Linked DNA regions of Mus musculus: regions 1, 2, 4, 5, 6 and 7 are each linked to region 3. A link is a loop called in an ENCODE intact Hi-C map of the cell type or tissue named here. Cell type or tissue: heart. All regions are shown on one strand.

Region 1 (4,000 bases), 350 kb after region 3:
TCCACCCATCTATCCATCCATCCATCCATCCAACATCCATCCATCCATCCACCGCATCTATCCACCCACCCATTCATTCATTCATCCATCCATCCATCCATCCATCCATCTGCACATCTGTCTACCCATATGTCCACCCATCCATCCACCCATCTGTCCACCCACTCATTCATCCATCTATCTACTCATATATGGAACCCAATCCTGTGTATTAAGCTTGGCCCTTGTAGCACCTACCCTTCCAGCCTCACTTCTCTAGAGTTCCTAAGGCTACCCATCCCCCCATTGTGATATCCTGTGGTGACCATTAAGCCTGCTGCTCTACTCACCTCTGTGCACCACCAACATTGGGGGCAATCGGGAATTCTAGGGTTCCTATCACATTGTCAGGCAAGACAGAACCTGAAGATACTCCAACCTCCTACAGGCACAGCCTAGGCACTGGAATACTTACAGCAGCCTCGAGGGATATATATCACAGCCAACTGAACACTCTCCAGCCCTTCCGAACCACCAGTTCCATGCTTGGTCTCTGGGAAATTATCCCCACCTTTTCAATTTTGGAGAGCATTGTGTATCATTTATCAGAACTTTGAAAGAAGTATACCATCCAGAGTTGGGGGCTCTACCTCTCTCGACAGAGGTGAACACTGTCAGGCATGGGTTATTAGGTCCTTTCCCATGGACGTGTGTGGCTGGAAACCTACACTGATGTTTGGGTGTTCCAAATGCTATTAAAATGGAGCCAGGCTGTAGCATGCTCAAGAGTTATGACTGCCCATTTCCAGAGTTGCTGGAAATGCAACTCTCCAGGATTTCTCCTTGTGAGGTGTCCTGCTCCTAGAATTATCAACAGACACCAGTTACATCGTGCTTTCAGACACTCGAGTGGGCATCCCAATTTGGAAACCTCAGGAGTGAGGAGGTCTCTGGTTAATAGAAGCTGGAACTGAAGTCTGACCGTAAGGCTCAAGGGGGAGGGAGAGGTGAGCTCAGCTTCCGTGGGCTCTGTCCATTGCTGTTTTGAACTGCACAGAAGCTTTACCAAGTGGAATCTGACTTACCTTGAGGGCAGGGAGGGGGGGGAGGGGAGGGGGGGGAGGGGAGGGGAGGGGGAGGGGGAGGGGGAGAGAGAATGGAGAAAAAGGGAGATGGAGAGAGAAATGGAAACCAGTGTCCTCATTGTCATTTGTGAAAACCATTTTAGTCCATACTATGAGGTCAGGGCTACAGAATAGAAGTGAGACGACTACGCCCCCAGCTTGGCAATTCCAGTCTAGTTAGAACCCCTCATATACCACCCTGCTCCCCTCCCCCAAACCCCCAGTCATCAGCCCACACCATTGCCCAGTATGTCAGGTGCCTGCTTTCTGCTTTCTGGCCCTCGCTTCCCCGGAGGCAAGGGCATATGGCTTTGCAAAGTACTTCCCTGGTGAGTACAGCCAGCCAGTAGGGACACACCTAGTGAGAATGTTCCCAGTGATTGTCCATGGCCTCACTATTTTAAATGACTACTGCTACTGCTGCCCACTTCTTTCTTTTTCAAATTTTCTTGACCTGACCCAAACAAAGGAGGGTTTTCCTCTCAGCACCCAGGGAAAGCCCTGCCCACCTGGTCCCAGTTTTGTCTGTGGGAATCTCTCCTCCGCTCAGGTCATTCGTGCCCCACTGGCCTCAGCTTTGTTCATAGAGACACCTCCTTTTACTTCAGTTCCAGGCTGTGTCTGTGTTACTGTGTCCATGGGATTCCTCCCTTCTGGTCTTCAGTTCAAGGTGTCTCTGTGTCCCTAGCCCCAACTCTGTCTGCGGGATTCCTCCCTTCCCTCCCTTCCCCAGCTTGGACAGTTGGGGCAACTCGAAAGACAGAACCTAAGATCCCAGGCTAGTCCCAAGGGAGCTGCGTCCTGACCCTCTAAACTACAAAAAGCATTTTCCGCCCCCTGCTGGTGCCCGTGTGGAACTGCCGCGGGGTCTAGGGGTGGAAGAATTGGGGAATCTTGGACAGGAGCGAGTGGGCTTGTTAATTTCCGGGCAGCGCGGGACACTAGGAGAGAGAAAAAAGAATCAATGTTTGCTAAATAAGGGGAAAGCATCACCCTGTCTCAGCGGGGATGAGGTCTGTTTTCAAGCGTATTGCGGTGATTACCCAGAGGAGAGTCCCACCGAGTAAGCAAACACACACGAACTAGCCGAGCTAGCCGTCCTTTCCCCAAAGAGCTCTGTGGCGGAGTGCGTGTTAATGTGCTCCCTCCAACTAAACACGGCCAAGCTTTGGGTTTTAAATAGTTTATAGCATTTCAGATGCGGCTTCGAAGTCAGGCAGTCCCCAGAGAGGCCGAACAGACTTCTACACTTAGCCAATGATGAATAACCAAGAGAGCTCAGGGCCCGGAAGGATTCCAGGTTTAATTCAAATAATTTAAAATCTAATGTTGAAAAGAGCTCTTTGCATTCACGGGCCGTACCCATTTCCAGCTGGAGAAAGAAAAGGCTTTGTGTTTGAGGCTGAGGTAGGCGCGCTAACTGTCTTACCATGCGCCTGCCACTTCCAGCCTGCACGGCAACATTTTTCATGTTACAAATGGCAGGCTGTGATTCTGAAAGCCAGACACGATGAGGGGGCGGGTTGGGGGGGCTTGGGGGGGAAGATTTATCGTCGCCATGGAGTTTCAGCTCCAGGTGGAAGGATTTTGTCCATGTCCACGGTGAGATTGCTGCCTAACCACCCCTGCCAAGAGGAGATGGAGCCCCCTGGCCCAATGTGCACGGTCTAGGAGGCCCTTAGGAAATTGACAATAGTAGGCGCAGAATCGAGCAATCCCACTTGGGCTTGCCTGCACTGCATGCAAGTTCTGCTAGTTTAGAAGAGAAGGGGTGTGCCAGGGGCTCACTGGCTGGCAGATATACCCTGCCTGCCCAAGGCTCATCAGAGGAGGAAGCTCCGGGGCCACCTGTTTCCTTCTTGTCTGGTCTTAGACCAGAAGTGGGCTTGGGTCCCGAGAGACTGAACACAGAGGCTTGCAACCTCCCCAGCCTTTGCCTGGACCATGCTGAGAATCGGGGAGCTTGCAAGCCTTTGTGTGCTCATGAGGTTGGACTATATCCCCCCAGCACATACACAAACTTACATCACTCAGAATTTCAGAATACAAATTTACCTGTAAATTGGGTCTTCGCAGTATAATTAAGTAAGCTAGAACTAGGTGGGCCTCAAAAAGTGCCTCTGGCACCCTCAGAAGCAAGGAAAGGGATATGTCGGGAGGATTTGACAACAAAGGTAGAACGAGCATGTGACTACAAACAAAGGTGCATCCTGTATCCAAGAGACAGAAAAGTCAGCTAGGTTGTGGTGGCGCACACCTTTAATCCCAGCACTTGGGAGGCAGAGACAGGCGGATTTCTGAGTTTGAGGCCAGCCTAGTCTGCATAGTGAGTTCCAGGACAGTCAGGGCTACACAGAGAAACCCTGTCTCAAAAAAACAAAACAAAAAAACACAGAAAGAGAGACAGACAGACAGACAGACAGACAGACAGACAGACAGAGACAGTCCCTGGCCAGATTCTCAGAGGATGCCTGGACCTGGCTTTCACCCTTTTACTCCAGACATAAGGAATCCTCCTGTTCTAAGCTGCTCCATTTCTGGTCTCTTGTTAAAGTGGTCACAGAAACATGTCTGTCAATCAGATTCTCAGCTCTTTGCTTAAGTCACAGAGCCAATCATCTAACAAGTGAATATGCACGTGCACCAGACTGTATAGGGCACACCAGACTCTATAGGGCACCTCCCATTCTGTGCTCTTCTGGGAGGGGCCTTGGATGCTCAGGTTTCTTGAAGGTGTCTTCACTGTGACCTCACACCAGGTAGGTAGGTCATCCTTCAAAGCCATCTTCCCTTGCCCTGACATCATCTTTTAAAGAAAATCCACGGGAACTTAAGGTACCAAAAAGACAACATCTCAGTCCAGAGGCTATCCCAACGTGGGTGACAAGGGCTTGAGG
Region 2 (4,000 bases), 430 kb after region 3:
GTGTCCAGGCGCTGTCCTCTGTGCGTCAGGGAAGTGGAAGCTGTGGACGGGACTCCGTGGCAGCCATGGCTTTGACTCACATCCTCCTCTGCCGTGGACTCTGAGGTTCCCAACGGCTGCCACTGAGCCAGGCTTGGGGAGTCCTTATCTGAAAGGGGGAAGTTATTTGGAAGTAGAGTCTTTGCAGATTTGATAGAACCGGGATGACGAAGGATTAGGGGTTCCAATCCAGGGGCTGCTGTCTATATTGGAAAGGGACAGACGTGTACTGAAGAGGCAGAAAACAGCGAGGTGCGGCCACAGCTAAGGATCGCTAATGCCCCCGAGGCTGGGGAATGTAGGAAGGGTCCTCCACAGCAAGCAGCGCCCCACCTGGGCTTTAGAACCAATTCCCCCACCCCACCCTGGTGTGTAAGAGCCAGCTGCTAGGGAACAGAGGGGCTGCTTGATGAATGAAGAGTGGCCAGGCGTTCCTTAGTGAAGGATGCTTAGTGAAAGAAGCAAGATGGGAACCTGGGCTTTTAAGCTCTGGAAACAAGGCCGGGGATATAGCTCAATAGTAGAACACGTCTGGTATTTGTGGGGCCCTGAATGCCTCTCCTAGCACCCCATAAAGAAAAATTGGGAACAATAAATAACAATAGGAGACTGAGACAGAGTCTCCCAGTCTCCCAGCCAGCTCACACTGCAAACTTCTCCCGAAGTGACAGCCACTCCCAACCGCCCAGCTGCCTGCACTAAGTCCTGGTGCCCACTTTCCCGTCAGCATACACCTTCCCTTCATTTATTTATTTTCAGGGGTAAATAAGTGTTTCCTTTTGTTCCAGCAAATGGCTCTCCCGCGTTTTTGCATGCTTTAAATATTCACACATGTAAAAGAATGAAAATGCGCCTCCTTGATTTATTATTAAAGGAGGTTTCTCTCTGATAAAGCAGAAACCCCCCATCTGAAGGGGAACTTACATTTTATTTCCATTAAAGCCTCTCGTTAAAGTTTAAAACCTGCTTTGTCCCTGTTCTTGAGGATTGATATTTCCGTCTGTCAGGGAACACGATTGTGCTTGTCGACATGACAGGAGGGAAAGAACCAAACAGGAAGGGAAATGCCAGCCTGTCAGCCAGCCAGCCGTGATGGGCTGAGGCGACATGGGGCGAAGACGGTGGGGTGGGACGGGGCCACTGCCCGGGGTCAGGACCCACGTGGGGACAGGGCCTTGGAGCCTGGATTCTAGGATGGCTGGACCAAAGCACCAAAGAAAACACACCACAAAATTTTCCATGGCTGATGGCAGTAGCAGATTGAATGCAAGACCAGAGAGCCAAGGAGAGCAGCCCATAGACCCCAAACGGGCTAGACCCAGGTGCACACAGATGCCAGCATGAAGATACAGCTGTGTGCCCATGGAAGCAGGCACACACACTAATACCAGCTGTTTCTGCATCCACACATGTACACACACAGCTGTTGTTCACACACACACACACACACACACACACACACACACACGTGTGCATACAGTGGCTGAGACAGCCAGGAGTACCGACCTAGGCTAGGTTTTGCTTGCTAGAGAGTCCAGCCTTAGTGACTGGACTTAGTAAACACTTAGTTCACAGTGTTTCAAGGCTGGGAAGGCCTTGGGCCTACGTTGAGGGGACACTCAGAAACAAGTGTGTGCAAACACATATGGTCATTCACAAATGCAGGTAGATAGGTGGGTGTGATTCAGAGGAAGGCGCATACATGTAAAAGCATGCATGTGTTGTGGTGTGTGTGGCTATGTGTATACATGTAAGAGCATGGCCGTGTGCACGTAGGAACAGACTGACGGTGAAGAGGTTGGGGTGATCCCGTGAGGAGAGGTCTCCACAGAGCCTCGGGCAGTTGCAGCTAGACCCCAGGCTGTTCTCAAGCTGTCACTGAGGACGGGCTTGGATAGTTTACACTTACTCCTAGAAGTTCTGGACACACTGAGTTCAGCATTTTCCAGCCATTATCAACTCTGCTGTGCTTCCCACCTCCAGCTCTGGGTCCACGTTGGAAGATCCCTGAGAGACTCAGAAGGAGGGCACATGTCACATCAGACTGACTGAGGGGAAAGAGAACGTGTCACCCCAAACAATCCCAAGGAAAGGGGGAACTGAGTATGTGGTTCAAGGTTCTGGACCAGAGTCAAAGTAATTAAGGGTAAGTTCATGTTTTGCTCTGGGCTTGGCATTGAGGGTGATGTGTGGGCAGGCTCCCTACACCCACGCCACTCCAGCCAGGTTGGCTAGCTGACAGACTCTTCCCTCCTGGAGGTTAACCTGCTCCTCCGTCTTTCCCGGGAGCCCTTTCTGGTGCAGCAGCTCTCTGCCTCCCTCCAGAGCATCCTGGCAGGTCCTACATGTTTTCTGTGGGCTATGAATGGGGCAGGCAGTGTACACACTTTCTGTACGCTCTCAGAACCTCGGGCTTCTGCCTGTGCGATGAGTCCCAGCCTTCCTCCAGGGAACAAGCCCTCGCTGTCGCCATTGGCCTGTCTTGTTCACAGAATGATTCTGCAGAGAAACAGGCAGGCTCTCTTGGCCGGTACATAGAGATGCTTTTTTGATGCTGGGGTCAAGTTGCTGAGGAGGACCAGAACAGAAGGCTCAAGGGCCATGTTGCTCCCAGAGTGGACCTTGGCTATGGCTACTGGGGAAGCTCACCTAGTGAGATTCTGCTGGGGAGAGTGGGGAGCCACTGCAGGTAGAATGAGGTTGGAGCCCCGCCTACTGGCAAGAAGCAAGTGGGTAGATATCAGACCTCACCAAGAACCAACTTTCTCCTCGATGCCCCGGTGTCCACAGTGGCAAGTGACAACTGGGGCTGCTGGTTTCCAGAAAGCATTATCAAGTGGCAATCAGTGAGGTGACAGGCAGGGAGCCAGGGTGACATGGGGGAGAAAAATAGAAAATAAGTCCTTGAACATCAGCCCAGTGATGTGTTCCAAGGCTAGCTGGGCTACAGCTCCCAGCATCCTCCCCTTCTAGTCAAACCCAGAGGAAGGAAGAGACAGAGAGTCAGGTCTGTGATGTACATCCCTGTACTTTCCTGAGATGATGAGGTAAGCTGGCCCACTGAGGGAGAGCCCCTAAGCATTCCTTTATGGAGTGAGAGGCTTTAAATTCAGGGACATGGTGGGTGCTATCTTCCTGTACCCTGAAGCCTGTGTCAAATCCCAACATCAGAACCTCCTGATTTAGCTCCCTGTGAAATAGAAACTTCCAGAAGCATGACCTCAAATGCCTGTTCACATACATCATCTCTAGAGAACGTATGAAGGTGACTATGGTCTGAAAGGGAATTTGAATTATCGGGCCCTTTGCTAATGTGGATGTGATGCAGGCCTGGACCCAGGAACTTAGAGCAGGCCTTCTCAACCTGTGAGCCACGACCCCCACCCCCCATGTGCAAACAATGTTTTTGCTTGAGACCATTGGAAAACACAGATATTTACATTGATTTGAAACAGTAGCAACAAAAATAATTTTATGGTTGGGGTCACCACAACATGAGGAACTGTATTAAAGGTCCACAGCATTAATAAGGTTGAGAAACACTGATCTAGAGGCCTTCTTTCCCCCTGACAATTGTAAATAAGCCTCAAACATGGGGAAGATAAAAATGGAAGCCCAGACTTCAGGGTGGGTTCACAGCCCCTCTCAAGTCCCTGAGAACTCCAGCCAGCAGTCAGGGGCCACTCTCGAGCTAAGTCTCTGAGAAAGTATCTCTACTCCATCACAGGAGACTGGCAAGTGGAGATGAAGGTGACTCCATGACACTGAAGAGCATCCTCCACCAAGGATGTCAACCACCACTGGGAATAGCACCCTTCACAGGAGCTCTGTAACCTCTGTTGAAGGTTGCGGTCATATCCCACTCCCAACACACACACACACACACACACACATACATACATACATACATACACATATACTGACACACATACACACATACATATACACACACATATGTGAG
Region 3 (4,000 bases):
CAAGTGTCTGAAGAAACACATCTCTGGAGAACCCTCCCTCATTTCTTCAAAGTGGATGGGAGCAAGCTAGACCCTGGTGGCACAGAGCTGTGGCCCATGATGGCTCATGCAATAAGGGATGGGTCCTGGCTCTAGGTTCTGGGCCAGTTTTGAGTCAGCAAGTCATGCCACCCCCCCTTTTTTTTATAGTATTTCTTTTTTTTTTTTTAAAGATTTATTTATTCATTATATGTAAGTACATTGTAGCTGTCTTTAGACACTCCAGAAGAGGGAGTCAGATCTCTTTATGGATGGTTGTGAGCCACCATGTGGTTGCTGGGATTTGAACTCCGGACCTTCAGAAGAGCAGTTGGGTGCTCTTACCCACTGAGCCATCTCGCCAGCCCCTTGTTTTTATTTTTTATTTTTTTGAGACAGGGTTTCTCTGTGTAGCTCTGGCTGTCCAGGAACTCAATCTATAGACCAAGCTGCCTTGAACTCAGAAATCGCCTGCTTCTGCCTCCCAACTGCTGGGATTAAAGGCGTGCACTGGCAAGTCATGCCACTTCTATGAGCCTCTGGTTCTCCTCTTCAAAACTGGAGACCCTTCTTGAAATTTCTTAGGGTTTAGAGAACTTCTATATTTCAATGACTTCTCTGATCAGTTTCATTTCCTGGGATATGGAGGTGTCCGTGCCGAAGGGAGAGTCCCCACGTAAAGGAGACACTGACATTTGGATGTGAGGTGTCAGAGAACACCTCTGTAGCCTGGCTGAATTCCCCCTCTCTCTGTTTCTATGTCTCTGTCTGTCTCTGTCTCCCTCTCCCTCTTAGTGGAAAAGTGGTTGCAGGTGTGCACATGGGGAGGTTGGTAGGGAGGACTCTGCTTGTTTTGGGACCTCCTTCATATGGGACCTAGTACCATCCAGGGGTGGAGATTCATGCATCCTGGACAATACCATTAGAGGAGCTGAGTCTAGACCTGCCTGGGTTGGCTTATTTTTCTTACCGTTTGTCCATTCGAGTGGATGCCTGGTTCATCTCGCTGTTGGCGATGAAGTTTCGGATCTCGGAGAAGTAAGAATCTTCCTTCTCATCTAAAAGTGCATGGTTGTCCGACTCGGAGGTGGGGGAGGAGGCGCTGGTGCCCAGGTGGTTCGTGAGCACCCCGGAGTGCTGGCTCACTGTGGATGGGCTGAGTGTCAGGGGCATTCTTGGGGGCATCCAGCCCTCACTCAGTGCCAATGTGCACTTGGGGTGATCTCAGGGAACTGTTTCTTAGAAAGTTGTTTGAGGGGTGATGTTGCCCTTGCTTGCCAGGTCTCTTCCCTCGCCCCTCCTCCGCCACGCCCTCTGCCGCCACGCCCCTCCTCCGCCACGCCCCTCCGCCGCCACGCCCAACACCCCACCCACCTGGTGCGCCCTCGTGTTCGTGCTTCTTCAGGTGCCGGTCTAGGTTGGTCTGCTGCCCGAAGCAGCGGTTGCACAGATGGCACTTGAACGGCTTCTCTTTGTTGTGGATGTTCCTCACGTGCCGCTGGAGGTTGGAGGAGATGCTGAATGACCGGTCACAGTACTTGCACCTGGAAAACAGGTGCGCCTTGCCTCAGAGGAGAGATCAAGTGCCGTGGGAGCTGTGTCCACTGTGGAGTCCCCGAGGTCACCTGACTACCCAGCTGGAGAGTTCAGACATGTCCTAGGATTCTATTCTTAGAGACATCTAGGCCAGGTTTTAACTATCCCTGAGCTCTATACTGGAGGGAGTAAGATGCTGAGATAGTGCGAGGTGACATTCTTTATTCAGCCTCAAGAGGGCAGCCTTGAGCCACCGAAAGATACAGAAAGCTGTTCTGGCTGGTTACCCTGAGATGGGAAAGCAGCCCTCTGCTGACTGAAGACCCTGAACCAGCCCCATTTCACTTGGGGGCTCGTGGTGGCTATCTAATGCTCTTAGTAACCCTGGAGGTCAGGTGGGGGGATTTTGGGACTGTGGTTTCGATGCTGAGGCCAGCTAGTAGCCATATTGAATCCTTCAAGCTACTATGGGCTCCTGTGTGCTCAGAGTATTGCCTGCCACACCCCCACTAGGTTGACCAAGCACTTGGGAAACCATTTTACCAGAGAGCATGGCGCAGTTAGAAGCTGTGGTCAGTGAGAGACGTCTGCTGTGTGGCTGCCCTCCAGGCGTGGCCTCGTTGGCCCTAACAGCAGAGAACAGAGGCCGGCTCTCTCCCAGTTTTATAACAGGGCCCAAGCAATACCCACAATAAAGAAACCAGGCCCAAAACAAAGAACAGTGCGTGATTTAAGAAGGGACCTTCCAGGCTCCGCAGCACATGTGAGGCGCCCTGGAAAGGAGCGAGCTGTGCCTTGTGGGAGTCTGAGCTGCGGTGCATTGTGGGAGTCTGAGCTGACAGGGCTTCCCCGAGGGCTGTACACACAGACGGACCCTGCAGCAGGGATTCTGTCTCCGTGGTGTATTTTTTTCTGCATCCATGTGCATCCATGCAGTGTGTGTTTAGTATAAGTGCATGTGTGTGCTCAGGTATATGAGCACACATATGCAAAACAGTCGTCAGAACGCCTTTGGGCGCTTATCTGGATCTCGGAGGCACACACACAGCACTTGAAAACCGTGTTTGTGCGAGTATATACTTTCATATTTGGGAAATGAGCCCTGCTAGGTGACAACACAACACACAAGATTTCCAGCGCCAGTGCTGTGAGACAGGCTGCCTTCCTCTCTAGAGCCAGAGCCTGCTATGTCAGCCTCCGTGAGGGCAAAGATGGGGGGGGGGCTTTTAAAATTTTTTTCACCCACATGGATGTGTGATTGTTCTAAATACAGCAGGCTTGCATTCCTATGGGCTCTGCCCCACTGCGATTTGGGGCTGGTGGCAGGCTCTAGAGTAGCACACTGGTCACGAGCCTCTGTCATGTGGTTGCGGACGTGCCCGAGGACAGCAGGGGCACAGCCAGGAGGGGCTGTGTCAAAGCAGTTTTTATAGCACTGTACTATCCAGTACAGGAGGAGCCAGGCTCTGGATGGACCCTGGAGGTCTGTGTGGGCCCCTGCCCAGGGTGTCTGACTGTGTTTCTGTCCCTGTTGAGCTTAGAATACTCAGGGCCGCATTTATTAACTTTGCCCTTGGACTCTCAGAGCCTGCGAATCCTCTGGTCCTTGGATGCCCCATAAAAACCAAGGAAGTTTAAGGCCCCAGAGAAAGGGATGCTACTCTGAGAGGGGCCCTTCCTCCTGTCCAGGCCCTTCGTTCAGGCATGTGACCTTCCAACCTTGAACTCTTGTGTCGCCCCCTTGTGTATGGTTCCCTTCTTCAGTAGGTCCCTTCAGCCTCCAGCCTTGTCTGAGGCCAGGCTCCCCTTGCTCCTGCTATACTTTTAACTGCCTCACCAGACTTGTTTATCACAGGTCTGGGCCTCTACTGTATCCTAGGGAGTCCTGAGTGGCCTCTGGGGCACATAGGTGTCCTTGGACACAGCCTTTCTTCCACAGTCTGGGACACAATGTGACTCACATGACCACCTGCAAAATATGCCCGGATGTGACTGTTGGTTCGCACACCTGATGTTGCACAGCCTGAGCAATATCAGGTCTCGGTCCTGCTTGCTCTATAACCCCCTGTGGATGCAACATTTCGGAAGGAATTTCACCTCTCACCTGCTCTCCCCACACACCCTAAAACATAGCGACACCTTGACAGGGCCAGGCCCAGCTCTTCCTGCTTTTTTTTTGGGGGGGGGGCGGGGAGGGTGATTGCTCAGGAAAAGAAACCTTGATTTGTATCTGCGGAGTAAAGCCAAGGCTAAGCTGCTCATGGGACTAGGAGTTCCCTCAACAGCACGAGTCCCCTGCAGATGCCACAGGTCACCCAGGCAGCCCTGGTCTGGCCTGCCCGTCCCTCGGAAGCACGTACATATAGCTCTTTTTTTTCCTTTTGTTTTGGTTCCTCGGGAACTGCAGAGACCTCTGACAGCCCCTCTTCCTATGCAGCAGCACCGG
Region 4 (4,000 bases), 310 kb after region 3:
AGCAGCAGCACCAACCAAGCCCCCAACTGCCCACCTGGCTCACACCAGTGTTGGAACAATACGCTATTGTTAAATTTTTCGTTCTAAAATATGGGGTCAAGACAGCTTCAGGTCCTTACTGGCCAGCACTGGCCCAGGTTGAGTAAGGGGACCCCTGATCTGAACCATCTTCACTTTGCCCAGGCTCAGGCTTAGCTAAACTTCCCACCAACTGAATCACAGTCCTCACTGGGGAGCTTCAGAGATTTCTGTCCTTAGGAAGCTCAACAGAAGGATCTACTCTGGGCCCCTAATTCTACCAAAAGGGCCAACTGAAAGGTCCAGCTTAAACAAGCCATGCAGACAGAGGTCTGGAGTAGGAGCACCAGGAAATACAAACGAAATTATACCTCAAAATGCACACCCCTGGGACAACCTCACACCCAAGCCCTGTGTCCTGCCGTTACATCCATTGGCCCATCTGTCCTTCTGTCCTCAGGACATCTCAGTCACAGCTCAGGGGCCCGAGTAGTATGAGGGCAGAACAAAACCCTGAACCACCATGACCTTGCTCCTTCTTCTATCCCCTGACCCTGTCAGCCAGTTAGGAGGCTTCTGGGCTGGCTGCTGGTCACTCTTGCTTCAGGTAATTGAGTCAGGTTCCCAGGAGCCTTCCACAGTCCCTTAAAATGCTGTCTAAAGAAATAAGAAAGTCTTCAGTAAGCCCTGGGCCGTCTTCCATCCTGAGCCGCCTCGCCCTCTTCTTGAAGGGGTTTTGGTAGTAGCAGTAACAGTCACACAGCCTGAAACCAGGTCTCCAGGTTGACACTCAAGTGGAGACCCTGGGTCTGTCGGGCAAGCTCCTGTGGGTTGTTTCCAAGAACGCCCTGAACTGTGGACTCCCACCGGTTGTGTCCTTCGGTTCTTGGCCTCCAGAGAAGGCCTCAAGATCGTCGCTGGACGCCCGTTCTGGCCCTACATAGGGCCGGAGCCAAGTGACCTTCCCCACCTGGTGGAGGGAGAGCAGGAGGCCCAGCAGGGCGCCGAGCGGGTGTGGGCCTCTGGGAAGTTTCCGGGGCCGCGCTGGGTGCGCTGAGCCAGTCTCTCGCTTGCAGCGAAGGCGGCGGCAACAAAAAGAGCGCAGTCACTTTACGTCTCTCTCCTTCAAGCTTTGGTCTTTCCTCAGCGAGAGCCTGACCATCCAACCTGCAGCCAGGGGGTCGAGACTCCCAAAGGCTCACGGTACACACCGGACTCTAACAGTACACTGCACACCCGTTCCACGCGTCGTGGAGAGTCACCCAACACGCACACAACCCCTTCGCATCCGCTGGGAACCTACTGGCACTGTTCGCACCAAGAGGGGTCAGAGGTCATGGGTGGCCCAGAAGGCCGAGGTCAAGGGCAGCTGGCCAGGGAGCTCGGCAGGAAAGGGGCTCTTAACCGAGGGGCCACGAACTCCAACGGCGGAGCTCAGGGAAGCTTGGCGGAGGCTGGAAGTTGCTTTTCCCTGCAGAGTGGGCGCGCGGCCTAAGACAGCCGGGCCGCCGTGGGGCCAAGTTCCGTAGGGTCCGGAGCTCAAAGTGCCTGGCTTTTTCGGAAAACTATCGCGGATCCCACACCGGCTCGCTGGACTCACGCTCTTTAAGAGTTCGGCTCTGGAAGCCGCGAGGCCGGGCCAGGCAGGATCCTGCCCCGGAGGCGCAGACCGAACGGCCTGGTGATCAGGCAGGGACCTGGAGCCGGCCCGTGGTAGAGGAGGGGGCGGCGGGGGCGAGCGACTCGGATCCTCTCCGTACAGCGCTCAACGCTTCGCTGGAGCCGGACCGTGGCCCGAGCTGTTCGAGCCGCGCTTCCCCCGGCCGCCCTGCAGCGGGTCCCCACCTGCTGGCTGCAAGGGACGAAGCCCCGGGCCCGACTCCTGCGGATGGCGCCGGCACTGGGACGGGAGGGCGCGCTGGGCGGCTGCGAGACACGGTGGCCATAGTGCGGACGGCAGGAGCCGGCGGGCTGCGGTGGGGACCAGCCCGCTGCTGGCTGAGCGCACAGCCCCAGGCACGGCTCGAGGCGGCGCGAAAGAGAAAGTAAGCCCCGGGCCCGGGTAGCCTCGCCGGGACATTGGTCCCTCTGGGGCTCGCGGGTGCCGGGGACAGCATGTGCGAGAGGGTCGGAGCGAGGCCAAGCGAGGCAGGGCGGCGGGTAGCAAAGCGGCCAGTGAGGACCCCGCTGCCGGAGGCGCCGGCACCGGGCGGCCGGAGCGAATCGCGAGGATCACAGAGGAGCGCCGGCCACCACGCGGGGCACCACTTGGGAATAAACTTCAAGAGCACAGTTTCGAGCGCAGGAAAAAGTCTCCATGTTGCTTCCCCAGCGGCTGCGGCCGTCCTGCCCTTGCTCCCGGGGAGCCGGGTGGGCGCCGGCCCGCGCCCCCTCCTCCGCCCCCTCCCCGGCTCAGGGTCTCCCTCCTCTGAGCCCGGCTGGCGGACGCCAAAGGCGGTGCTCTAGCGCCCACTATTTCAAAAGCCCGGAATATGATTTGACCAGGACTGAGAGCCACTCGGAGAGAGAGAGGGAGAGAGCGAGCGAAGAGGAAAAGTTACTCTCCCCTTTCGTCAACTTTTCGCTAACTTTCGCTTTTCTCGCTCCTCCACCCCCGGCCCTCCCCCTCGGCCCCCCTCCCCGGCCCCCACCGCGCGCCTCGGGTTCCCGGGCCCGAGCGCCTGACACTGTGGGGGGGAGGGGGTTCTGCGGGGAGGGGGCCGGCGCCTTCGGGGAGCGCGCGGCCCGGGCGCCCCGAGCCTCCGCGCGGAGCCCGGCCGCCCCGGAGCGCGGGAGGCGGAGCAGCCCCCGGACCGCGCGGTCGACCGGGGGCCGGAGCCGCGGGCGCGCCGACCGCGCCCCGACGCGCACCCCTGGCCCGGGTACCCCGGCCCCGCGGCCCGGGCCCGGCGACGCGGCGCGGTCGAGCGCGGGAGACTTACTTTTGGCTAGCTTCCTCGCCCTCGCCTTGGATCGCATGGTGTCGGCTCGCGGAATCTCTCTCCTCCTCCTTGAGCCCAGAAGCAGCTACACACTATCTTCATCTCCCTAGCATTGTCAGTTTGGACACCTTCGCACATGCGCACAGAGCACTCAATCTGACACCCCTCGCCGGGGCCAAAAAAACTTTGCAATGTGTTCATCATCCTCTTCGTCGCGCCGCCGCCGCCGCCGCCTCGGCGCGGGATTGGGGGGCTCTCCGAGGCCTTCTCGGTCTTCACCTCACTTCTCTCTCTCCCCCCTCCCCCCCCCTTTTCAGCGCAGCTCGGAACTGGCCCTTTAAGAAAACATTCCTTGCTCGTCGCTCCCGCCCGGGGCCCGCACCCTGGACACTTTAAAAGGACCCAGGTAGCCCTGGAGGCGAGGTGACCGTCTCCCCGCCCTGGCCCTGCGCTGCGCAGCGCTGTGGCTCCTGCCCAAGCCGGGCCGTAGAGAAGACTGGCCCGCAGCGGGTTTCTGCGCGACTTCCTTGGATCTCCCCGCAAACGCGCTGATAGTTGGGACACGGGTCCAGGCTGCTTTTGCTGCGTTTTATTGCGTTTTATTACTAATTAAAAAGCTTTCGTTCGCCGTCGCCCCAGAGCGCTCTCCTCCCGAACTCCCCTCGGTCCCCGCCCGCACCCCGCGCTCGCGGAGGGGGTGTCAGGGCCAACGCGCCCTAACCCGGCTCCTCCGAAGCCCCCGCCGCCCGCCGCCCCCCGCGGGCCTCCCGCCCCCGCCCCTCCCCCCGCCCCCACCCGGTGGCTGCAGCTTCGGGCTCCGCGGCTCAAAAACAAACAGCCGAGGCGCCTCCAGCTCCAAGCTCTGCCACCGCCCGGGACGCCGAGTGGCGCTGGAGCCGTCGGTCCTCAGCCGGGCGCGGCGGCTGAGGCTAGCGCGCCCCGCGTCGGGGGGCGGCCGTGCGAAGGCCGGCATCTTGTCCTGGGCGTCTCGGGGCGTCCTGCACCTCTGCACCTCCGGGGTGGGCCCGTGCGCTGCGCTC
Region 5 (4,000 bases), 440 kb after region 3:
GGGCTGACAGAGGCAGAGAGCCACCCTCTCCTAGATTTCGCAGCTGCTGCTGTCACAGATCCCACAGCCAGAGAGAATCTTAATATAACACACACACACACACACACACACACACACACACACACACACACACACCGTTCTCTCACTGTTCTGGAGGTGGAAGTCAGCCATCAGCCTCACCGAGCCACACTAAAGAGCCAACGGGGGCCAAACTCCCTCCAGAGGCTTCTGGGAAAATCCTGTATACATCCAGCTTCTGGTGGCTGGAGACATCTTTGATTTCTGCTAAAGACAGGCCTCCCTGATCTCTCCATATCACACGACTGTTTCCCCTAGTATCATATTCTATTTCTCTCATTCTTTGTCTCTCTGTCTCTCTTTATCTGTCTCTCTCTGTCTTCTCTCTCCCCTCTCTGTCTTCTCTCTCCTCTCTCTGTTTCTGTCTCTCATTCTTTGTCTCTCTGTCTCTGTCTATCTGTCTTTTCTCCTCTCTCTCTCTCTCTCTCTCTCTCTCTCTCTCTCTTTCTGTCTTCTCTCTCCTCTGTCTCTGTCTCTGTCTCTCTGTCTCTATCTTCTCTCTCTGTCTCTGTATCTCTGTATCTCATTCTTTCTCTCTCTGTCTCTGTCTGTCTTCTCTCCTCTCTCTCTCTCTCTCTCTCTCACTCTGTGTGTGTGTGTATCATTCTCTTCTCTCTCATTCTTTGTCTCTCTGTCTGTCTTCCCTCTCCTCTCTCTGTCTGTCTCTGTCTGCCTGTCTGTCTCTCTATTTTCTTTTCTTCCACTCTTCTGAAAGTTAGCCTGAGGTCCAGCACCTGAGTGAGGCCTTCAGCACACACACATTCACCCCTCTGACCCAAGATTTCCATGTTAGCAGGAAGGTAAACATGGCAGCAGCAATCCATAACCGCGGAGATGAGGAATCTGTGGGCATCAAGAGCTCAGGGTGAACCATGCAGCTCAGACTTCAGACTCAGACTCTCCAGACAGTGTCTGTGATGTAGCCTGCTTTCTTTCCCACACCTCAGTGCTATCAGCATATACCCTCATGACTTATGATGAAGGACAAGCACAGACCAGACTCAGAGGGATATTGAGCCTTTTTCTGTCTCCATCCCAGAAGAATTGCAATAGATCAACGGTCTAACTAGGAAAGTCCTGAAAAGCAGAGGCCATGAGATAGAGAGCCAGCCTGAGGTGTGGATGTGTCTGAGGTAGCCTGCATGATCCAGGGATTAGAGATATGAAGCTCATATTGTCTTAGAGAAGGAACGGGGTGCATTTTGGGGGGACATCTATAGCCTGTACAAGCCTGGAATATCCACAGATTCCATGAGTTCTGTAGATAAAATCACGCAGCAAAAGGCCCGTTCTTTTTCCCTAGCTACACAGTACTGCCCCAGTGATGGGAGCTGTCACCAGTGTCTACCAATAAGGTATCTTTAGGTCTACACCCCAGAACCTGTGACAGAGACTCATTTTGAAGCAAGGTCTCTACAGGTGCAATCAAACTTAAAAGGTTAAAGTGGGCCCTGACTCAGTGACTCGTGTGTCTCTAAGAAAAGGAAACGTTAAAGGAAGACGGTGGCCTGGGAGAAGCAATACAAATACCCCAGGCAGAGCCTGGAATAGTGTAACCACAAACAGGGACTCTAGGAGCCCCTCGGGAGCCCTCGTAAGTACAGCCCTGTTCCCAGCTCAATCTTAGCCTTCCAGCCTCCAGACTTCTGAATCTCTGATCCAGGCAGATCATGGGCCTTCGTTCCAGCAGCACATGAGTTGCTCTGCACAGGCTCAGCCGTGAGAGCAACCCTCTTTACACAGGGACAACCAACCTCTGCCCTAACCTAGGACTCACCTGTCAAAGCAGAAACCACCCCAGGCCCTCTGGTGGCAGCCTCTGGGATTTGAGTCACCTCTGTACTCTGGTTGCTTTCCTAGATCCTCACTGTCACAGGTCCTCTTAAGATTTTCCCTAGATTTTCCCAGGGCAGTGCCAAAACATGTGGCCAATTGCCAGGCCTCCCTACTGTCATATGTCAGCATAACAATGTTATGTGCCCAGGCTAGCTGCAATGAGAACCAGGCAGCATGATTCCCACCCAGGTAGTTCACTCAGCAGCCTAGTAGGAGTCAGTTATCGTTATGATACAGTGGGATGACCCTGCTGTAACCTGCTGCTACGGTTTGTGTTTTGGAAAGCAAGGTGAGGCTCTGTTCCTCCTGGGGCCAGACTCGACAGGGCCAAACTCAGGTTCAGATGTACAATCATTTCCTCTCAGCTCCCTCACTCCAAGACTCTTGCTCCTGTCCCTGGTGGCTTTAGAGTCTGCAGTTTATGAGTTTTAGTTCCTGGGAGAGAGGAACACTTCACCAGTGACACGGCTGTGGTCATGTAGAAACAAAAGCCGAGGCCAGCAAGTGTCCATTAGGATGCTGTGTGTCAGGCAGAGTAGATGGACTCCACATCCTGGACAAACGGGTCCTTGCTATCCTGGTGAGAGACACCCAGAGTGTCTCCGGGTGCTGCCAGGTCTTCTTAAGGAGACTTACAGCATGAGGAAGGAAGAGAATATTAGGACCTCCAAAGATTCAGACCCATCTTCAATAATTCTCTGGGGCTACTGGAAGGGGAATGAACTCCAGTCAGTGGAGATGCTAGAATGAGCATACAAGACATAGAAGATAACAATAAATATGGACACTGCACGCCACCAGCTCTAGGAGGTGAAACCACGGCTGCTGTGCACGTGTGTATACATTTTAATGTCTGAGTAGATGTGTGGCTATGTGCAGATGTGTGTGCAGGCTTGTGAGGAAGACATGCATGCCTGCATGTGTGCAGTGGTGGAATACACATGTATGTGCACATTTACTCATGGCAGCTTGTTCTTGTGAGTGTGCATACATTGTGTGCATTTGCTTATAGATAAGAGTGTGTGCGCACTCGTGCAAATGCAGAGATGCATTTTGTGTGCCAGTGTGTGGATTGTATGTTTGCATGTTCGTGTCCATGTGCAAATATGATCCTTTGCTCCTCCACATGTCTGTTGCTTTGGGGTCTCGTGAAAGTTAACAGTGGTCAGCAGGACAGTTTAATTTACACGTTACAGAATATGTGAACAGTGTCACACCTGACCCTGGACAGAAACCAGCCAGGCCCCGCGACAGTTCTGCAACACTGTCGGGAAGTGAGTACCCTGGCTGTCATCTTTCATCTCCCTTTGCCCAGAGAGAAAAATAGTCCATTTGTCTCACAATTGCTCACTGTGTTTCTGGCCAGTGTGAACTGGCTGCTCCAGTGTTGGCAACCAACATACATGTGTGCGCAGCCCTGAGAGGCAGTGAGTGCCTATCATAGCCTGGTATCTCCATCCCAGGTCACCCTTCACTCTTTGAGGTACTTCTTCTCCTTGCTTACCTCGAGTCCCCTGACAGCACTGAGAGGAGGAAGGGACACTGGATCTAGGAGAAGGGCTTTTTGCTTCGGCCCCTTTGGTTTTGTTCCAGGGCATGGGGCTCATCCCCAGTGACTTGAGCCTCTAACCTCTGACATTTGCAAAACCAGCCACAGGAGCACCCCTCTCAAGAGGTGACCCAGAACTGCGAGACTGTCCTCAGCGCAAGCATGGTAGCCTCACTGTCAGCTGGTGTCTGTCCCCATTCTCATTAGGAAAGGCTTCTTAGCTCTAATGGTCCCTTGGCTGCCAGTCCTCCTGAGATCATTGCCTTTCTTAAAGCCCATCCGTCAAAATGCCTGGCATGACTGTGCTCCCAGGAATCCTGACACCCCTTTGGATCTGGCAGTGACCACCAGTTCAAGAAGGCGGTTATTTTTTTTTCCCAAGTAGATTGTTAGGAGCCCTGATAAGGCATTCAGAGGTCAGATGGGAATATCTAAAGAGTTTGCAGCCTTGCGCATGCCACAGCTTCTCCAAACACCCCAATACACCCCAACTCAAGCAGCCTGACAACAACCTCTGAGGACTCCTGTACGCTGAAC
Region 6 (4,000 bases), 470 kb after region 3:
GGAGACAGCGTGTCGGGGAAGAAGCCGCTTAGTCTCCGGGATGTAAGAAGATTGTTGATATACATTTCCCTTCATGGGGTTCAGAAGAACACCCCCACCTTTGAAAGAATTCAAAGCCAGATGGCAAAGGAAGAGAGCGGATGCATTGCCCACCTGAGTGGAGCTCAAGCGCGCTTGCCTGCTTCCTTGCTTGGCATCCCCATGCTTGGCAGCACAGGTTAGCCCAAGATGCCTGGAGCTAGGCACACACTCTCTTGACATTCTGGAAGAGGATGCTTACTCTCCGGCAACAGCCGCCATCTTGGAGCTAGGTGATCACTCGAATGTCATCCTGAGCCTGGCGATTCTGGGGAGGAGCACTCACCCTCTGCTAACTTCTATGCCCTTAAACAAAATGCATTTTCTGTAGCATCCATTCACGGTCACGGCCTCTTGCTGTGACGGATGTTACTACCCCACCCCCAAGCCTAGTGAGCCTTCAGCCCTCGGCTGGGTTCCAGCTGCCCCATGCACCCCTCCACAAAGAAAGATAGCTTTGAATCATCATCAGGGGGCTCTTGGTGGCACGGAGGGCTCCAGACTCATGATCCCAGTGGAACAGAGGAGGGCCGAAACCCCCACCCCAAAGCTCAGATTATGTCCCTCGCTGTTCTTCCTCGTTAGTTTGGAGTCACTCTGTGCTTTCAAAGATTCATTTCTCATGAACCTTGGGCCAAAGAGGTGAGAGGAGGGCAGGGCTGATCCCAGGAAGCCCACCTGTTTGTCTAGCTTTAGTCTGTTGAGCTGTCTGTCTGTCCCTAACTGTTCAACAGCTGGACTCAAACCCCCTCACCTCCTCTTCTTCCATTAAATGTGTCCTCCATAAAGATCACAGATTTCACCAGACCTTCAGGAGAAACTAGATATGGTAGAAAACTCCTGTAACCCAAGCAAACTCTCGGGAGTTTGGGGAAACAGAGTCAAGAGTTCCAAGCTAGCCTGGGCTGTAGAGAAGACCCTGAGAGCTGAAGGCTTCAGAGAGTAATAGATAAGAACATGCTGGCCCTGGGACTGAAGGTGGCCCCAAGATGCAAGAAGCAGCTTAGAGAGTCAGCTGGACGCTGGCCCTCTTATGTCACTTTTGTGGGAGATACTCACTAGAGGTTCGGAATCTTCTAACAGGTTTCTCATCTGTGGGATGGGTCACCTCACAGCTCATCTAGGAAATATAGAGACTCCACCTGAGGGAGGTAAGGTCCTACAGACCTTTTGTGGCTTCTCTCCAAGACCCACCAAGCCTCTGGTCCTATCTGAAGGAAGGGCTCCTGGCAGCCTCGTCTTCCTGTCTCCTGGGAAACTTTCAGTGTGGCCTGGGTCAGAGCAGGAGTCTGTTCCCAGCCAAAGCAACACACCAGGTGTGGGGATGCGGGGACCTCTCTGGGCAATTAGTTACTATCAACAGGCTTTGAGCAACCAGCCAGATGGAAAGCCAGGTACTCATTGTGGCTATCGCTAACAAATTGATCATTACCACGTTGATTTTTAAGAGTTTGAGCTCAAATCCCAGTGAGCCATAGATAGATTCAGCCCCCAAATGAACAGAACCTTTAAAATTCAAATCAATCTCATCTGAGTTTACACTAAATTTAGCAAATGGAGTATATCTCTGACCCACTGGCTCCACAGAGTGCCCAGCCCTTCCAGGTGCCCATGTGCACCACAAGCTCTGATGCCACCAGGTGTGAATCTTAGCACCCACCAGAGTGCCACCTCCTAATTAGGGCAATTGTGTCTCTCACTCCAGCCTAACACGGACGATGCCACATCCGTGCCCTTTGGACATCCATCTGAGTTCACAGATGGCTTAACACCTATTCTCTGGAGGGCTGATAAATGCAGCTTTATTGAGAGTGAATAGATGTGAGTGATCATTGCCCCAGAAAACATCTGTCTAGCAGACTAGGCAATCACACACCTCAAACCCTGTTCACAGATGAGAGAGAGAGAGAGAGAGAGAGAGAGAGAGAGAGAGAGAGAGAGAGAGGGAGGGAGGGAGGGAGAGGGAGAGAGAGAGAGAGAGAGAGAGAGAGAGAGAGAGAGAGAGAGAGAGAGAGAGAGATCCTGGATTCCCAACAAAAGGTACCTAGATGTGGGAAGACGTCCTGCCCACTGGGTAACTATGCTGCCCTCTAGTGGACAAGATAAGCAGCGCCTTCACGGTAGCTGTTCAAGGTTTGGGAGAAGGACCTGCCAGGGGCCTTTAGATCACCAATGCTAGGTTGGTGGCCTTATGCTGTCCCTCCTGGTAGTCACAGAGCAGGTTTCCATGTGTGAGCTGGTTTGAGCACGGAGGCTTCACCCAGGTTTTCAAGGAAACTACTGAAGCTCTCTCTGACTTTGGCATGTGTTAGGTTGGGCCCTCTCTAGCTGTAGCATATGACCAGGAGGGGGGAACTGACAGTCTCACGAAGAGGCTCCAAGGCCCTTGAACCCAGTGAAGTGATTGCAAGTTAAGGCCACTCCCTAGGACAACAGAGATCAGTGATGTGGGACCAATAGCACTTGCCAATAGAGATGGGGAAAAAAAACTTCCCTCCATCTCTAAAACTGTGATGATTTGGTTACAAAGACAAAAAACAAAAACAAAATCCCACATACTGTCCCTTCAGTAGACCTCATGTTTTCCTGAACCCTAACCTGAGCAGCCCAGAGGGGTGGCAAGAAGGTATTGGCCTCTCCAACTTGCATATGAAGAAATGAAAGTAAGTTATATCTCAGATCCAGGACCCAATACAAAGGCCCCGTTCAGGATGGGGCCCCAGCCCGGCCCTGCACACACAGGCTTCCTGGTCCCGAGGATACCGGCTCTGAAAGCCCAGAGCTATCCCTCCCCCCCCCCCCGACCCCCACCCCCGGTCCACAAGAAGCTACCAACTTGCACTTAAGTTGGGCGTTTTCCTTAGCCAACCCCTTCTTGACACTTCAAGGGTGAGCCCCGTGGCTGGTTATAAATAGGTGAGACCTGTCGGACCCCGGGTGTCTGCTGCATGACCCAGGCAGGTAACCCAGCCTCTGGAATCCCTCACTGCCTCACAGTGACCCTGTGGCACTCTCCCAAGGAGGAAGAGCCCATGACCACCATCTTTAAGATGAAAGACCCCAGGTATCTCCTGGTGGATGCTTGGGATGGATCCACCTCTCTGAGGGATAGGACAGCTGCACACTGCCCCTTCAACCAGACAGTGCCCTCTCTCCCTTTTCTTTTCTTCCTTTCTCCCTGCCCCAGCCTAGGCAATTAGGAGTTCCATTCCAGCCTATTTCCCTTAACATGCCCAGCAGTCTATACTCAACTGTTTCCTTCTTTTTGGACACTACAAGATGTTCCAGGCTCCCTTCCCCACCTCTGGGATGGCTGTTCTTCCTTACAGGATGATGGACATCTAGGATGCTGCTGTTCTTATGCTGCTGGGTGACCTTGTAGGCCCTTGGTATATTGAACTAGTAAAAGGGAGCGGACACCTGCCCCTATGTGACCAAGTACATGTACCAGTCTGTGTGCACAAGTCACTACAAGTGCATGCCTATATAGATTGTGTGTGTGTGTGTGTGTGTGTGTGCAGACTGTAGTCATGTATTGACATACCTATCTATATACAGGTATGTCTATCTGTGCATGTATATGTGTGGGTATACACTAACTCATTTATATGCATATATCTATACGTCCATAGGAAGAATGTGGGGAAGGCTCTGACAAAGCTAGAGAACTGGACAAGAACATAGACCCCAGTGTTGATGGGGAGGAAGAAAGGGGAGAGTCTAGGATCGGGGAGCCAGTGGCTACTTTGCCTCATGGGTATTTGACATACTGTATGCCTTCCTATGACTTCCACAACGCTGACCCTCATTGTAACAAAGATTCCTTGAAGATATCAAGACAGTCAGTCTTTGGAAGGACCAACTGGCTGCCCTGAAAAGCCACCTACCTGGATCTAACTAACATGTTTCTGTGAGTCACCTT
Region 7 (4,000 bases), 64 kb after region 3:
GTTATCAGGGAACCTCTGAATTTTCCTACCAGTTCCCTGGCCTTTCTGAACGGTGTTTGATCTGTGGTACTTATGTCAAGCCTGTGGTCATCAGACAGCTAGTGACCAACAAAGGTTAAGACTGACCATCCTTCTTCTATACCTGACACGCCTTCCTCTGTGTTATCACCAAGGGTCCTGCAGAAGCCCCGGCCTGCCTCTTGAGGGCTGGCTATACAGTTTCCTCCCTAAACATAGCAGTCCGGAGCACATAGTGCTCAGAGCTCTCTAGGGTGCCTTCGGAACACCTGTGCCAAGCAGAGTCCTTTCTATTCAGAAAAGCCAGAGTGACTCTGTAGCCATGCCCTACCGGTAGCTCTGGTAATCTAGGGGTGTGAGCTAGCACTGGCTGGGGTCTCCGAGGAGCACACACCTCTGTTAAGGCTAAACTCAGAGGCCTGAATGGGCTCCATGAATGTCCTCCAATGGACCTGCTCTACAAATGGGTGATGGCCATTCCCAGAACACAGAGCTGGCCTGGCCAGCCTGTGCCCCAACCCAGAGTGCCGCCAACCAGCCATACCACACATTTCCTGCTGTCTATTTTTGGAAATGATTTTCTGACTTTTTTTTTTCTCCCAGGCTCCATCATCATCACCACCACCACCATCATCATCATCATCAAGAGCTGAATGTTACCCTGAGCAACTTTCAGGGCGGGTCTGCAAGACTGGGTGTGTGTGTGTGTGGGGGGGTCATGCTCCCCACAAGTGTCCTACCTATTCTGACACAAAGAAAGATTGAGGCCAGAAAGAGAGAACTAGATACTAAATTAAGAAATTTCACAGATGTAAAGTTCTTATCCTGGGAGGGAGGGAGGGAGGGAGGGAGGGAGGGAGGGAGGGAGGGAAGCCAGACCTCTGGGAAGCAGTGTTCTAAAAAGACTCAGCCTTCAGCTGTTCCTAGATGAGGCTGTCTGGAGGCTCAGGCTCCCCTAGTTGCTCCCCCTGGTCCTGGCAGGAATTCATCCTAGTGATAACTACTGCAGTGGTTCTCAACCTTCCTAAGGCTGCAACCCTTTAACATAAGATTCCTCCTGTTGTGGTGATGCCCCATACAATTATTTCATTGTGACTTCATAACTGCCATTTTGCGATGGTTATGAATTGTAATGTAAATATCTGATATGCAGGATATCTGATATGCAAATCTGTAGCCCAGGGCTCTTGGTCCCAAGAGGCCATGCTGCCCCCTGGGGACTTTAACATATATTACACTTGGACTGGATATCTCCAGATGGGGTCCTGACCCACCATGAAGCCTGGCTTCAAACAGAGATGGTAACCAAGCAGGGAGCCATAGGGAGGCTGCTGGGAGCAGAGCCTAGCCTCCTTTTGCTCTCAGATTTTTCTCCCCTACTCCCTGCTCAAAAACAGACACCTAGACAGACACCTAGTTCAGTCTGGTCTGAGGGCATTCTTCTGCCCCATTGGGAAGCCTCTTGCAGGTACCTGAGCAAGCTAGGGTCACACAGTAGGCCTCCAAGCCAGTATGGTGGAGGGCAGAGTCCAGGCCTCCCGGAATGCTTAGGGCAGTACAGGAGGAACCTCAGCTAAGAAGCCTCAAAGCTGAAACCTGAGTGGGAGCCACAGGATGTACTGCCCGAGGCTGGCTTTGACAAGGGGCCCGAGTGCCCCCTCCCCACCAACAGCTGCCCTCCCTCTCTTCTAGCACAGGGCCCCAGGTCCCTTTCAGCTTTCTCAGGATGCCCTAGGGCTTAAGATGACAGCCCTGAAATGAGTCTGGAGCCCAGCCCCTGCAGGCATTGGAGCTGGCTGCTGTGATGGGGTGCTGGGTGTTGACAGGCAGTGGCAGATGGCCCCACTTCCCGTGGCTGTCACTTTGGGAACCTGACCTCCAGGTTAGGAGGGCAGTAGCTTTGGCGATGACCTCATTAAGCACGGTGGCCACGTCAGCACCTTTCCAAAGCCCCTTTTATCACTCACAGCGGGCCAAGCTGGTGCAGCCGCGTCCACACCTCCTCCCCGACACGGGCTCTATCTTATCTCTTTCGGGTGGGGACCCTTGTGGGAGCCAGGGAGCAGGCCTAGGAATGCTGAATCCAGACAGCCAGGCCATCAGGTGTTGACACGGTGGGGGTGGGGCAGGGGGAGCCAGTGTGATTTCTTGCTGGTGAAATTCTGCAGCAACACATTGATTTCTGGCTCCAATAACTCAATGATCACTGCAGTAATTATTCACGGACAGTGTGTTGTGGGAGCATCGTCTCTGACTATCATATTCCCCAAATCAACATCTTTGGAGGGCCTGAGCAGGGAAACAGCCTGCTGCCGATAGGGGGCGGGCTCAGAGCACTGGCTTGTTGGAGCAGTGGGAGAGGCTGGCCCAGTGGGAGGAGGGGAATCCACACCATCCTGGGAAGAGCCGAAAGGCTGGTGTCAGGAGCCAGGACAGGGCTCAGTGGCACCTGACATTCAAGGTCACCTCCCAAATGGGGCTTCATGAGTTCAAAGGCTCTGGGGCAGCCCGTTCTGTCTGTCCTCTCTGTTGGAGGCCAGCAGAGGAGGGTGTCTTTGAGCAGTACTCAAAGTGGGGGTCCCTCCCACTGCTCTGAACATTTAGCAGCATCCTTTGTGAGCAGCAGAAGCCATGCCCACTGGTCTGAATGAAGACTGCCCTTTGTCCCAGTGTCCTTGGCTGTGTGTTTTGGGGATGGTGCTGAATAGTCCCCCCCCCCCCCCGTTTCTCTTTCTACTTTTCTGCTTGTTTCAGGGCATCACACAGAATACTAAAAAGTGACCCGGCCAGGGGCCAAGCAACGGCTGGATCATAGCCTCCAGGAAGCCCCGGGGCCCTGCATGAGAGCAGTGAGGATGGACAGCACAGCAAACACAACAGCCGGGAGTCCCTTGGGCATGCTAGGGTCACACCAGAGACCTGGAGCTGGGGTGACTCACCCTGCTCTGGGTCCCAGCCTTCCGGCCTATGGTCTTGCCAGAGGCCCAGTGGCCTGACTGGCAGCCTGGTTCTGGTCTCTTCTGGAACAGATGAAGCCACTGCCACAAAGCCTCAGCATCCAGGTATCCATGGGGACCCAGAACTCAATAGTGGCCCCAAGGATGACTAGACGTAATGCCAAGATGCCAAAGCTACAAGGAATGAGTCTCTCTAACCATAAGACCAGGCTCTGGCTTCCCTTCCCTTGCCCAGCCCAGGGTCCTCCAGGAATCAGAGCAGTTACAGAGTCAACTTTAGGGAGCACAGGCTTGGGTTTAACTCTTTAACCCGTGGGATTCTTACAAGTCCCAGAATTGCCAGGTTATATCAGATCTTTGGAGCCCACTGTCCAGAACTCCTCTGAGATCTCACTCTGCTCAGGAATGGAGACAACTCTGATTACCTGCTGCTGTCTGGGCCCTGTGGTCCTTATTGCCCCAGGCACTTGATTATCTGTGTGCATGCAGAGCCCTACCTAGTCCAGCAAGGCAGGGCAAATCCGGCAGCAGGCAGGCATATGCAGGGTTCTGAGCTGTTTCTAAGTCAATGCCAGAGTACCCAAAGACTCCAGGTCCATTCTAGGGCCAGATCTACACACAGGCATTGGGCTGAGGTCCCTCAAAGCGCCTGCCTTATTCTAGGCATCTGTCCATGGCAGAAACTCACAGAACAGTCATCATGCGATCAGGAAACATAGTCCTGACCCTGTTACAAACTCCTGTTCTCAGTGCCACAGGCTAGGGGCCTCTATAGTTGAGACCTCTCTGTCTTTCTGGAGAGGCTGGATGGGCCTCCAGCTGAGACGCTCAGCTTAAGGTGAAGTTCCGAAGCATCCCCAAGGCCTGCACCAAGAACTTGCATCTCTAATGCAGGGGCCTTTGTATCCTTAATCCCCACCCCTGCTCCTGATTTCTATGATGCAATAGCCTGCAAAAAGCCAACTAGGGAAAGGGGGTTTATTTTAGCTCACAATTCTAAGTTACAGTGCATTATTGTGGGAAGT

What was found. Peaks named below come from ENCODE experiments on the same cell type or tissue, not always from the same donor. Only the 100,000 strongest peaks of a DNase experiment are listed, where the experiment ranks them.
Region 1: it touches region 3 in a loop (9-fold over the local background); 14 of 42 quality-filtered maps call a loop at or near these places.
Region 2: it touches region 3 in a loop (5-fold over the local background); 3 of 42 quality-filtered maps call a loop at or near these places.
Region 4: it touches region 3 in a loop (7-fold over the local background); 8 of 42 quality-filtered maps call a loop at or near these places.
Region 5: it touches region 3 in a loop (2.4-fold over the local background); 3 of 42 quality-filtered maps call a loop at or near these places.
Region 6: a loop joins it to region 3, with 7 times the contacts of the local background. A loop is called at or near these places in 13 of 42 quality-filtered maps.
Region 7: a loop joins it to region 3, with 4 times the contacts of the local background. A loop is called at or near these places in 10 of 42 quality-filtered maps.

Annotation. Positions count from the first base shown.
Region 1 is chr4:154,672,829-154,676,828 of GRCm38, forward strand. No RefSeq gene overlaps it. Among named protein-coding and RNA genes, the nearest start is that of Actrt2, 7.0 kb to the left of the region's middle. In heart, a CTCF peak has its summit at 1,952 (motif pointing left); no DNase peak of the experiment used is centred here; H3K27me3 peaks cover 3,767 bases.
Region 2 is chr4:154,752,314-154,756,313 of GRCm38, forward strand. No RefSeq gene overlaps it. Among named protein-coding and RNA genes, the nearest start is that of Ttc34, 83 kb to the right of the region's middle. In heart, a CTCF peak has its summit at 2,365; no DNase peak of the experiment used is centred here; H3K27me3 peaks cover 272 bases.
Region 3 is chr4:154,327,272-154,331,271 of GRCm38, forward strand. It overlaps Prdm16 (PR domain containing 16), which reads right to left. Exons shown (of 17, transcript NM_027504.3): 13 at 1,393-1,562; 14 at 989-1,163. Among named protein-coding and RNA genes, the nearest start is that of Arhgef16, 29 kb to the left of the region's middle. In heart, CTCF peaks have their summits at 1,778 (motif pointing right) and 3,325 (motif pointing left); DNase peaks (open chromatin) are centred at 1,790 and 2,920; H3K27ac peaks cover 2,566 bases; H3K27me3 peaks cover 1,113 bases.
Region 4 is chr4:154,633,763-154,637,762 of GRCm38, forward strand. Prdm16 (PR domain containing 16) reads right to left here and starts at 3,111. Exons shown (of 17, transcript NM_027504.3): 1 at 2,961-3,111. The coding sequence starts at 2,997. 5930403L14Rik (RIKEN cDNA 5930403L14 gene) reads right to left here and starts at 2,605. Exons shown (of 1, transcript NR_045643.1): 1 at 1-2,605. Prdm16os (Prdm16 opposite strand transcript) reads left to right here and starts at 3,818. Exons shown (of 2, transcript NR_168731.1): 1 at 3,818-4,000. In heart, CTCF peaks have their summits at 996 and 2,492; DNase peaks (open chromatin) are centred at 1,209, 2,129, 2,539 and 3,109; H3K4me3 peaks cover 4,000 bases; H3K27ac peaks cover 3,985 bases; H3K27me3 peaks cover 1,790 bases.
Region 5 is chr4:154,764,462-154,768,461 of GRCm38, forward strand. No RefSeq gene overlaps it. Among named protein-coding and RNA genes, the nearest start is that of Ttc34, 71 kb to the right of the region's middle. In heart, a CTCF peak has its summit at 1,894 (motif pointing left); no DNase peak of the experiment used is centred here.
Region 6 is chr4:154,795,841-154,799,840 of GRCm38, forward strand. No RefSeq gene overlaps it. Among named protein-coding and RNA genes, the nearest start is that of Ttc34, 40 kb to the right of the region's middle. In heart, a CTCF peak has its summit at 2,170 (motif pointing left); no DNase peak of the experiment used is centred here; H3K27me3 peaks cover 2,494 bases.
Region 7 is chr4:154,391,624-154,395,623 of GRCm38, forward strand. All of the region lies in intron 3 of Prdm16 (PR domain containing 16), which reads right to left. Among named protein-coding and RNA genes, the nearest start is that of Arhgef16, 94 kb to the left of the region's middle. In heart, CTCF peaks have their summits at 1,228 (motif pointing left) and 2,325; DNase peaks (open chromatin) are centred at 1,968 and 2,458; H3K4me3 peaks cover 528 bases; H3K27ac peaks cover 3,959 bases; H3K27me3 peaks cover 1,676 bases.